Regions from separate parts of the Mus musculus genome. Here region 2 is linked to region 1. A link is a contact called in ENCODE Hi-C or POLR2A ChIA-PET data. All regions are on one chromosome and are shown on one strand. Each heading gives the region's core, a stretch centred on a gene start or an enhancer-like site at or near the end of the contact. The rest is flanking DNA. Distances are from core to core; before and after follow the strand shown.

Region 1 (5,297 bases), core at 1,656-4,155:
AAAATTTTAAAAATAAAGTATATGGGTCCTATAAGAGTCTCCCCGTTTTCCCCTTTCTGAGTGGCAGGTGCATCCCTTCCTGTGTATGTATACTTACCTGAAAAAATGTCCAATAATATATTGCACAATTAATTTTTTTATTAAATGACTTGATGCCTAGCCATATTTGTCTCTTTTCTTTACCAATGGAAAACCAAAATGACCACAAATATCCTAGAGTTGGAAAAGGTAAGAAATTGGGGGTATTTCTTGTCTAGGTTTCATATCCCAGGCAATTAAACATTATTCAGATTTTACAGGGATATTTAATTAATGGAAGAAAGTTAAGTTATTCCCTTGTAATTTTTAAATACTTTGAAAAAACTATAAGCAAATGAATATTTTTATTTCAAAATTGAAAATTCACTGTAGAAAATCTGGGAAATACAAAAAATGTGCACATCTCAAAACAAAGACTTTACACAATCTTATTGCAGGCTCAATATTTTTTAAATTAAAAAAAGAGCACAGTAAAAATAATTTTTTGGTCCAAACTGAAAATCATTGCCTACACTGATTTACTCCTCCAGTGCAGAGAACCAGGGTCTGTGTATGCAGCCAAACTAAGCAATGCCCTGCCTGTCGACATATCCGAATCAATCATCTTTGGGCCTGGTGGGCAATAAGTTACCAATGGCAAGCTAGATCCGACCGTAAGGTTGTAGACAATCCCTCAGCTTTCTTTTCATAACTAGAGATCCAAGAAATCATAAAGAGGAGCATGATATCACAGATCAGCTTTATTTTTGTGAACTAACACTGCAGGTTTCCCACTTTGGACAGCTGTAGTCAGTCATGTGCTATCCAGAACAAAACCCCACAAAAGAAGTTAACTCTAGCCTGGGTGGGGGGGGGGGGTCCTTTTATCCTTCATGAGTCTGAGGCCTTTAAATTTGTCACCTGAATGTGATATTAACATAATCGTCTGCATTTTCTGCTAATGAATGCACCTGTTTCTAAGACTTTATTTTAGCAGTTTTAATGAGCTCTTCAAAGGAGTTTGCCTGGACTTACCGCTAAAAGAAAAAAAGCAGCTGGAAGCAACTAACGCTGCATTCGGAATTCGAGTCAGGGCTCTGTGAAGTTGTTAAACTTGAGAAGGAGTATCTACGCATCTGTCTGCAAGGTGACAGAGGATGCTGAGCCAGAGCCACAGTGAGTGGGAAATGCCCTAGTGAAGGTGGGCCTGGCTATGGAAGCCTCTTCGTTGCTCGGCCAGAAGGTATGGGTCTCGGGCAATTCTCCGAATCTCCATGTTCTTATCTGTATATGGAGTCTACTTGTAAGGGTCGCACGCCTTGTGCTGTAAGCACTCAGTAATGTTAGGTTTCCCTAGAACCATAATGTTTATTCTTAAGGAGATGTGACTTAGCAAATGGCCACACATGGTTGGAATTCACTTATGTAAAATACCCAGACCGGGAACCACAGAGAAAGTAAATTGGCGGTGACCAGGTTCCGGAAGGAGGGAGCCAGCATCAAGCAGTAACAACTTAATGGATGCGAGGCTTCCCTGTGGGAGTGATAAAAATGTTTGGGAACTGGATACAAGGGGAAGTTGTGCAATGTCACAAAGACACTACAGGTTTCTGTATTGCTGCCTTTAAAATAGTGGATTTTGTTATGTGAATTTCACCTGAAGCATAAAACAAAAGCACTCCTTTGAGTAATTAATGATAATAATAGCAATAATAATAATAATGTGACTTTAAATGGATCAAGCAAATTGTCTGATTGACTGCAGATCCTAAGAGAACTCCTAGGTGAAGAATGACTCATCAAACATCACGCTAAAGGAAACCAATCAGCTCTCCTCTACAGAGCCCAGAGGGTGTCCTCTCCCTGTTGAATCACACCTCTCGTCAGGGAGGAAGTATCTCAAGAAGACGCTACCAACCAACCTGCAGATGTTCAAATCCCTACGCAACCCTGAAAGTCACGGGTATTTTAAACTACCATGTGGGTGCTAGCATAGCAGGACAGAGATAATAGTCCATGTGATCAAGTCTGTCTCGCAACTACTACATTTGCATGACTGCCATCTCCTTTGGTTTTCCCTCCGCTCCGTCCTCTGTGTATGGACTAATAAACTACCCCAAGTCCAACTGAATAGAAAGTCAGAACTAGGTCAAGTGTTGCTTTAAAAAATGCATGGAGCAGACACACTACAGATCACGAGGTGGAAGCATCCTAGACTAATAGTGCTACCTCCTCTTTTTCTTGTCTTCCTCTCCCCTCTGCCTCTCTCCCTCTCCTTTCCTCTATCCAGCAGGTGAGATAGCTGTTAAGAAAATCTCCAAGTCCCTTTAAAAGTTTATTTCAATAACAGTGAACATGAGCGGCAGAAACTGCCTCTCAGGACTCTTCTCGGGTCACAGTCAGTGTTGGGAACTGGTTCACTGGTCATTCACTCAGTGCTGGACAACCATTCAGGAACCAGGCTTAGCTAAGGAACCATCACCAGTTACACATGAGTTTCTCTGGAAAGGTCCTGATTGCAGGCATTCTCCAAGCCAAGCCTCTGGCAATGCTGTGCACCCCCTCCATTCTAAAGGAGCCTCTTTATCCAGATTGACATGGAGCATCTCTCCAGAGGACTTTGAGTTCCATTCTGAGACCTCAACTTTGTCACCTGAGCTCACCTCCAGCCACCCTCTGGCAGTGTTCAGCCAGCAGGGCACTGGCTGCATGCTGACGAAGGTCTTGCTATGCCGCACACCGTGGTCCTCAGGAAGGGCAGCATCAGCATCACCTGGATGGTCAGCATCCGTTGGTAATGCAGCCTAGCTCCCACCCTCAACTGACTGCATCAGAGCCTACAGCTTAAGTTCAGGTTCAGGAAGCAGCGGTCTTAGGGATCATCATCTGCTCAGGGTTGCTTTTGCTGGCAACGTGACTCACCATGTCAGGCTCCCAAGTTGTATCCGTGCATTTTCCATTTCAAGGCTCTACACAGATTTCCCTGCAGTGCTCCCGGGCAAGTGAGCTCGACTTGGATGAGTTCCCACCCAGCGGGCCTCAGGATGGTGGTGCTCTGAGCGGTCACACCGTTATATAGTGCAGCCTCCTGCTAAGCAAGCTATGCCCACCCCCTAGGTCACCCTGCCCTCCTGTTCCCTCAGCTCCAGTGGTACCATGTTCATAAATTGTTGTTAAAGAAGGAAATTACCAGAAAGAAAAAAAAATAATGTCTATAAACCTGCACAGTTTAGAGCTAAAGAATATGTTAAAATTTTCCATTGTGGAAATTTCCCAGCTACTGGGCTCTTTAGATTTTTTTTTTTTCAGAGCTGCAAGCAAAGAATGGAAATTTCCAAACGCAGCATCGAGAGCTGCTGTTCTGCTGACTGTCTGGCTCAGCCGGGGTCATCTGCTTCTCTAAAGACATCAAGGAATGCCAAGGTAGGGCTAAGAGAACACGATGGGCTTCCTCTGCAGGCAGGAAGGAAGATCTTTGCGCGCTGCCTAAGAGCTGGGAGGAGAGGAGAGGAGAGGAGAGGCAGCAGAGGTGACACCCCCTGCTCCCTCCCCCTGAACAGGAAGTCATCCCACTTGACTTCTTTCCAGGGGCAGCTGGCTGGCAGGATTTGTGTTTTTAAAAGACATTCCTAAGGTGGGTGGGAGATACAGAAACATGAGAGAAAGAAATCTTTGTTGGGGTCTAATTTTGAAAGGACTTTACCTGGTAGCTATATCATTCAATCATGTGACCTATCCAAGAAAATCAATCAAAATCTCTCTCTCTCTCTCTCTCTCTCTCTCTCTCTCTCTCTCTCTCTCTCTCTCTCTGTGTGTGTGTGTGTGTGTGTGTGTGTGTGTGTGTGTGTGTGTCTCATGTAGCCAAGGCTGGTCTTGACCTCCTGATCCCCTTTCCTTCACCTCCCAAATGCTGGGATTAAAGGCATGTGCCATTATGCCCAGCATTAATTCTGAATTTAGAATCTTCAAGCTGTACCTCCTGAGACAGCTCTATCTCCTCATCCCCCATAAACCAAACCTTCCACAAATATCCCAGCAGGTTCTGTCCCCACCTCGGCAATAATTTCAACAGGCCTGTTCCTTTCCACTGCAGCTACGTAAAAATACATTCCTGTTCACAGCTGGTCCTGCCGCCTGAGTCAACAGGCATCTAATAGTTCCCTGAGATCTGGCATGTTCCTTCCACCCACGAATGCTGTTCCTACAGAAGTCTCAACAGCAGCAACTCCATGGAAGTTGGTGTCAGGGCGTCAGCTTCCTGCAGACGCCGAAGGACCCCTGAGTGGCTTTGGAACAGAAGGAATATTCTCAAACCTAAGCCATGTGGTTTTTGTCTGACTGAAAGTTTGGTTTCTGTTTGTCACCTTTCAGGAAGTTCTTAACAAACAAGTGTTATCTATGAGTTCTGTGCTCTGCCATCCCCTGGCACCAGGGAAAGGACTGCAATGAAGGGTTTTTGACATCCTTGTTCTTTATACTAAACACTCTTTATTGAAACAAGTTTGATAACAGTGATGAATTTCTGGCAAGAAACTTTAAAAAAAAATCACACAGCGGCCCCTGACTATAAATTCAACACTGCCACAAGTTCGGGACCAATCAGGTCTAGAGGGTGAGACCCTATCTTGACAAGCTGAGCAGGAGCATGGGTTAGGGAGGTGGCTCAGTTGGTGGAATGCTTGCTGTGCAGGCATCTGGACCTGGGATTGGATGCCAGGTACCCTTGTAAAGTCAGGCATGATGGCATGCATCTTTAACCCCAGTGGCAGGGAGGCAGAGATGGGGGGAGCCCTGGGCTCACTGGTCAGCCAGTCTAGCCAAACTGATGAATTCCAGGATCAGAGACAACTTGTCTCCAAAAACAAAAACAAAAACAAAACAAAAACAAAGAAAAACAACAAAACAAAACAAAACAAAACGGCATGGAGAGTGGTTGTGGAAGACATTCCATGTTTTACCTCTGACCTCCTCACACACGCACATGTACCCCAAGAAATAGAAACATCACACACACACAACACACACACACACACACACACACACACACTGGACACATGAGACAGACAGACAGAGAGAGAGACAGAGAGAGAGAGAGAGAGAGAGAGAGAGCAATAATGGGGTGGGGGTGGGGTACCAGCCAACAGCTAGTGAGTAAAGGAGCTGTCCCATATCTGTTGGTTCAGTCCCATCTAGACAGAGAGACATCAGTGACCAATTTTAATGCCACCTGCATTTAAGTGGGGCACGGAGTGATGAGCAAGAGTATTTTGTGTAGGTCT
Region 2 (5,297 bases), core at 702-3,201, 110 kb before region 1:
GGCGGGGAAACCAATCTCTTTCTTAAACTTCCTGTCATACAAAGACGTATACTTGCTAACCTAAGTTCAGAACCAAGAATTTTACAACTAAGGCAGACACACACCAGCCTGCCTAACAAAGTTCTCAAACCCAAGCTTCCTAATGCTCATCTGCACTCCTTCACTCCGGACTGCTTAACTCTAAAGGGCTTTAAAATTAAAACTATACTATATGTTTGAAATGTCTTTGTGGTTAAACAAGATACACTAAGTGCAAGTACTAAGTGCAAATAAACTGTTTTCTCTGTGGCCTTAAGGAAGCTATAGCAATGGCTTCTTCCAGCTGCAGTCCAACTGGAACAGCAGGTGCTGTCCCCACTCCAAACTGGAGGCTGACTAAAACCACTATCCCACCAGATCAAGACTCCTTTTAGAAATGCCTCTCTCCTTAACATGCCCATACAACAGGTAATGCAACTGGGATTTGGGCTATCCCAGTCTCATGCCTACACCAGAAGGTAAAGCGATGGCAGACAACCTAAAGTGTAAGTTATCTAACCAAAGACCTGGGGGTGGAAAAAGTCATTCGAGGTAGTTAGTGACACACCACCAACTCTCTAACCTAGACACAAAAAAAAATGTTATCTTCAGATTCAAAGGAGTCAGTCAAAACAAACAACCTTAAAAAGGCCTCCAAAACAAACAACCACACACACACCTCCAAAAGAAAAAACTACCAAAAAAAAACAAAAACAAAAAACAAAAAAACAGAGGTTTACAGAATGAACAGCCACAAGTCCACTTCAAATGAAGGTCGGTGCTTATCCAGCTCACCCTCAAATTAAAAGCTGGGTTCCAATATCAATCAGAGATGTGGCCATGTACCAGCTATCAACAGGCCACAACCGGCCAGATCAGACCACAGGTCAGCCTTCATTGGGCGGGAGCTACAAGGCTTCAGTGCCAACCCTTGACCTGGTGACTAGGAGGAGGGCAGGTGGGCAGTCCGCGGAGGCTGACTCTTCACCCGCAGCTTCAACTTCCAGAGTCCTGACCGACTGGACTCGAGAAATCCAATCTGAACAAACGGGAGGAATTTTAAAAATACGAATGGAACACACTCCCTGTTCAGGACACTCCGGAGATGTAGCAATTTTATTCGAATAGCAACGGAAAACTGCACCCGTTCCTCGTTGTGTTCCTAAGGCCATTTCTGCTGACTTGGTGGTGCCCTCGGGCAAGCCGCACGCCCCCAGACCTGCCCTCCTTCCCTATCTTTTTCAGAACTTCCAGCCCCCCCCCCCGTCCAAAAAAAGCCAAGACACCCCTCTGCCAGTCCTCCAAGTTCTCGCCAGGGTGCGGATGGACTCCCCAACTTCTCTCGCCACTCGTGCAGAGCTAAGCACTTTTACTGCGGGCTCAGGAACTCCGGCGCTGTCCGAGCCGTCCGGGAAGGACCGGGCCCCCGTCGTCGCCCTGACCACCTCCGACGGCGGGGGAGGCTCGCCCGCGGCCCGGGCCCGGAGCCCCGCTCCGCTCCGCCTCACCTCCCGCTGCGCAAGCCCGCCTCGCCGCCGCCACCCGGAGCTCGCTCCCGGGCCCTCAGCCCGGCCTCGGCCCGCCAGGCCGGAGCACTCGGCCGCCGCACTGAGAAGCTCCGGAGGCCGCGCGTTCCCCGTCACAGGCCCCGCCTGGGCCTCTCTCGGCTCCGCTCCCCACACCGCACGCTCTGGCGGGCCGCGCTCTCACCGAGCGGCTCCGACAGCTCGAGCGCGGGGCCCCGCACTTACTCGGGAAGGTAGGTGGAGGAGAAGGAGCTCCACTTATGCAGCGCGTAGGGCAGAAGCCGGCACTCCGGCGCCACAGCAACAGCCCCGCCAGCCGCCATCTTGTCAGCACCGTAGCGGCCACCACCGAGCGCCAGCCCCGCCAGGAGGAGGGCGGGGACGGGGCCTGCTCTTAAAGGGGCCGCGCCGGGAACCCGACCGCGCAGGGCCGGCACTGGCTGCTTGGAGGCCGCTTCCTCGGGTTTCCCACGCTGTCCTTTCCTAGCTGACCCTCCCAGGGAGGCTTTCCTTTCCTGTGAGGCTGGCAGAGGAGTGGCACAGAGGACTTTTCATACAAGCTCAGGTAAAGACAAAGCCAAGGACATTTTGAAAAAAAAAAAAAAAAGAAAGAAACGTCTCCTAGAATAGGAAGGGAAAATTCGATGAGCTTGGGAAGGGAATATCTTTCCATCTTTCCTACTTTGGAAACCACTGCTCTAGCCTGTTTATAAATCCTCTCCGGAAACAGAGGTGAGGAGAATTGAAGTGCAATAATAACGTATGGCCTTTGTCTCTGCAGTTGACCTGGGGTAAAAATGTCCTTGTCACCGTGTTCAAGGGTCAGGTGGAGGCAAGATAAAGGAACAGCTAGTGTGTTCTGCTATCAGTCTGTAAACATTTCTTGTCGGCCTCTCTTACTAATATTCTGATGGCATCGTTGTACCCAGAAATGACATTCGCCCACATACCAGGAAGATGCTCAGAGTTGGAAAGTTGTGTGCCATCATTTGTCTCCGGCATTAAATCTGCTTGCTTTGAATTTTAACATAAATTTAGCCCAAATGTTTGGAAAGAGAGAGATGTTTGAGAAAAGATCGCGTCTTCTTCAGAAGGAATAATGAGTACACCCCACCCACCTCCAACATACATACTGTTCATGAAGCCTGACAGCAGGCATCATTCCAGCTTTTTATCACAAAAGGAACATCTGGCCTAAATAGGTGGCAAAGTTAGATAATGCTCCTGTCTAGTACCTGTTTGTCAGGGTTATAAATATGCCCTTGCTTACCTAGCGGCATCACCCAAAATCGTGTCACTCCCTGCCTAAGAGGTTGGACTCCTGGAAGTTTGGATTGCATCATTGTGTCAACCAGAGGATATTAAAAACTCAAGCAAAGAGTATCTCAATAAATGATCCAATAGTTTTACTCTTTTTGATTATGATCGTTAACCGGCCCATCAAATCTCTCCAATTCTTTATTGGCTTCGTTTCCATTGGTGAAATTTTAGCAGTAGCCTCTACTATGATACCACTAGCAATGTCAGCTAGACCACAAGTATACTCAGTGTTTAAGACTTTGTTGGGAATGAGTATGAGCCCTGAGGTAATGACCCCTGAGGTATTGACCCCTGAGGTAATGACCCCTGAGGTAATGACCCCTGAGGTAATGCTCTAACCCCACTGACTTCAGTTAGATAACTGCCTACCATGGAGGAAGTTAGTTACAGAGAAATTATCTTGGAGGGAAAGATTGTCTTCTAAAAGGGAGAAGATAAGATGGGGATTCACTCCAGTTAGAGGACCCACAATTTGCTAATTCCTCTTCTTTTTGGATCTTAGTAAGTCATTGTTGTTGTTGTTGTTATTGTTGTTGTTGTTTTTCTTCCAGGCAGAGAATTGTATAGTTCCTGATCAACTATATAATGTGAAAAACAGATATAAACCAATTCTTCTTATTGAGATTGTAATTCAATTACAGTATTTCTCCCATCCCTTTCCTTCCTCCAAACCTTCTATATAGCTGTCCCTACTATTCAAATTTATGGCCCCTTTTTCATTAATTGTTATTGCATATATGTACTTGTATATAAATATTTATTCTCCAGTATAACCGGTTGAGTCCGTATAATGTTACCTGAGTTACGTTTTCAGGTGTGACTGTTTGGCACTGGACATTGGCATGACCATTGGCATGACCTCCTCCTTCCCTGGGGAGGCCACTCTCCAGCTCCCAGCTTTACTCGGTGCTTCTCCTCACCTCACCCGCCATGCAGCTTTAAACCAACTCTTCTCAAGTGTTAGACTTTCCTGCAGTTGTTTGTTTGTTTGAGAGGGGAGAGCTGTCATGGTTGTTGTTTTCAAGACAGAATCTTACTTCGTAAACCTAACTGGCCTCGAATTTGCAGAGTACTTCTTACCTCTGCTTCTCTTGAGGACGGGGGTCACCATGCTCAGCTCCTCTGTGGCTTTCTCTTCCCTTCCATTATCAATGGCTTACCAGTGAGCTCTTCAATGAGTGTTCAGCCTCTCTCCTTTTCCTGCTTCCCTACACATGCGTGCGCGAACACACACACACCCTTCCGCACCAGCACTCTATTCCATGACACTAACCACGCATTCCAAATTGCTACTTCCGTGGTGCATATCCTCTCTGCCCTCAAGACATGGTCTCTTCCTAGCCTGGAACACCTCCCACCCCACATTCTACCCTGCTTGTTTTTCAGATCATTTTATCTCAGGAGATCTTACCCCATCACCTACGTTATGGTCACTTGACACTTTCTTCATTTCCCTTAACCCCCGGACTCCCCTCCCTTAGTTTAACAATCACCACACTGTGTTTCTAGTTCTTTTGTGTTTCTCTGTCCTGAAAAGATAACTCCCATTGTGGTAGGAGCCACGCATATCCGGTTCCCAGTCATATCTATGGTTTGTAGTCTCAATGGAGTGTAGCCTAGTACATAGTAGATGCTCAGTGAGTGCTCACTGAGGAAGAAATAAATTGTGCTGAGTTTCAGATAGAGGCTGGGGTACTACATAGGAAAACTGAGTGTCACACACTGTAAATGTCCCTAAGACATGAGCACAGTGTGAGGCCACTCACCATAAGGAGAGCACGGTTTTCTTGTGACACAAATAGGTGCTCCTGTGTTAACAGAAATACAAACAGGTGTGTTGATACTCAGCCCAAAATTTGTAGAAATGTTAAAATAAAATTGGAGACTCAGGAACCTGCAGACTCCTCAGGAGATCCCTGACAAATCAGACTTCTAGGGGTCCATCTTTACCCTCCTCCGCCTTGGAGCATGACTGTGGGTGATGGGATTGTATCCAGAGATGCACATGAGAGGCCTGGGAACAGACAGCAGCCAGACAGTCACCCTGTACCATTGTACTTCACAGAGGGGGTCTATAAAACCATCATGGAGCCGGAGGATCAACAGTGTGATGGCAGCACACAGCCCCAGTGAGCCAGTCTTCTTGTCCCCCAGAGGCCCGTGTGAGTACTTCTCCCAGAGGGTCGCTATCTTAGGGGTTTTCAGGTTTCTCTCTCTCTCTCTCCCTCCCCCCCCCCCCAGAGGAAGACTTATCAAGGAAAGCTCTGATGCCCCAGGCATTCCCGGATGCTAGGGAGACCAGGGTGAGCAGCAGAGCCAGACAAGGCTGCACTTCATAAAGCTACCATGTTCTGTTCGGCCAACACATATATAAGTCATCTAGATAGTCGTACATGCTAAAAAGAGATTAGTCTAGAGTAATTCTTAAATTGA

Evidence for each region. Hi-C counts contacts between places; a loop is a spot of excess contacts on that map. ChIA-PET counts read pairs that join two places held with the same protein, here RNA polymerase II (POLR2A).
Region 2: a map of left cerebral cortex shows a loop between it and region 1 (1.8-fold over the local background). The contact joins the promoter of Mkln1os here to the enhancer-like site in region 1. A Hi-C loop is called at or near these places in 1 of 37 maps with a recorded cell type or tissue (left cerebral cortex). POLR2A ChIA-PET finds 5 or more read pairs at or near these places in 1 of 5 experiments (Patski).

What each region holds. Positions count from the first base shown.
Region 1 is chr6:31,286,764-31,292,060 of GRCm38, reverse strand. The region is part of intron 2 of 2210408F21Rik (RIKEN cDNA 2210408F21 gene); the gene reads right to left. Among named protein-coding and RNA genes, the nearest start is that of Gm38782, 46 kb to the right of the region's middle. Within about 2 kb of position 2,905, at least 1 of the 3 ENCODE cell types and tissues checked has a DNase peak (open chromatin) inside an H3K27ac peak, as active enhancers do.
Region 2 is chr6:31,395,427-31,400,723 of GRCm38, reverse strand. It overlaps Mkln1os (muskelin 1, intracellular mediator containing kelch motifs, opposite strand), which reads left to right and starts at 1,951. Exons shown (of 3, transcript NR_040300.1): 1 at 1,951-2,109; 2 at 4,930-5,026. Mkln1 (muskelin 1, intracellular mediator containing kelch motifs) reads right to left here and starts at 1,896. Exons shown (of 18, transcript NM_013791.2): 1 at 1,770-1,896. The coding sequence starts at 1,867.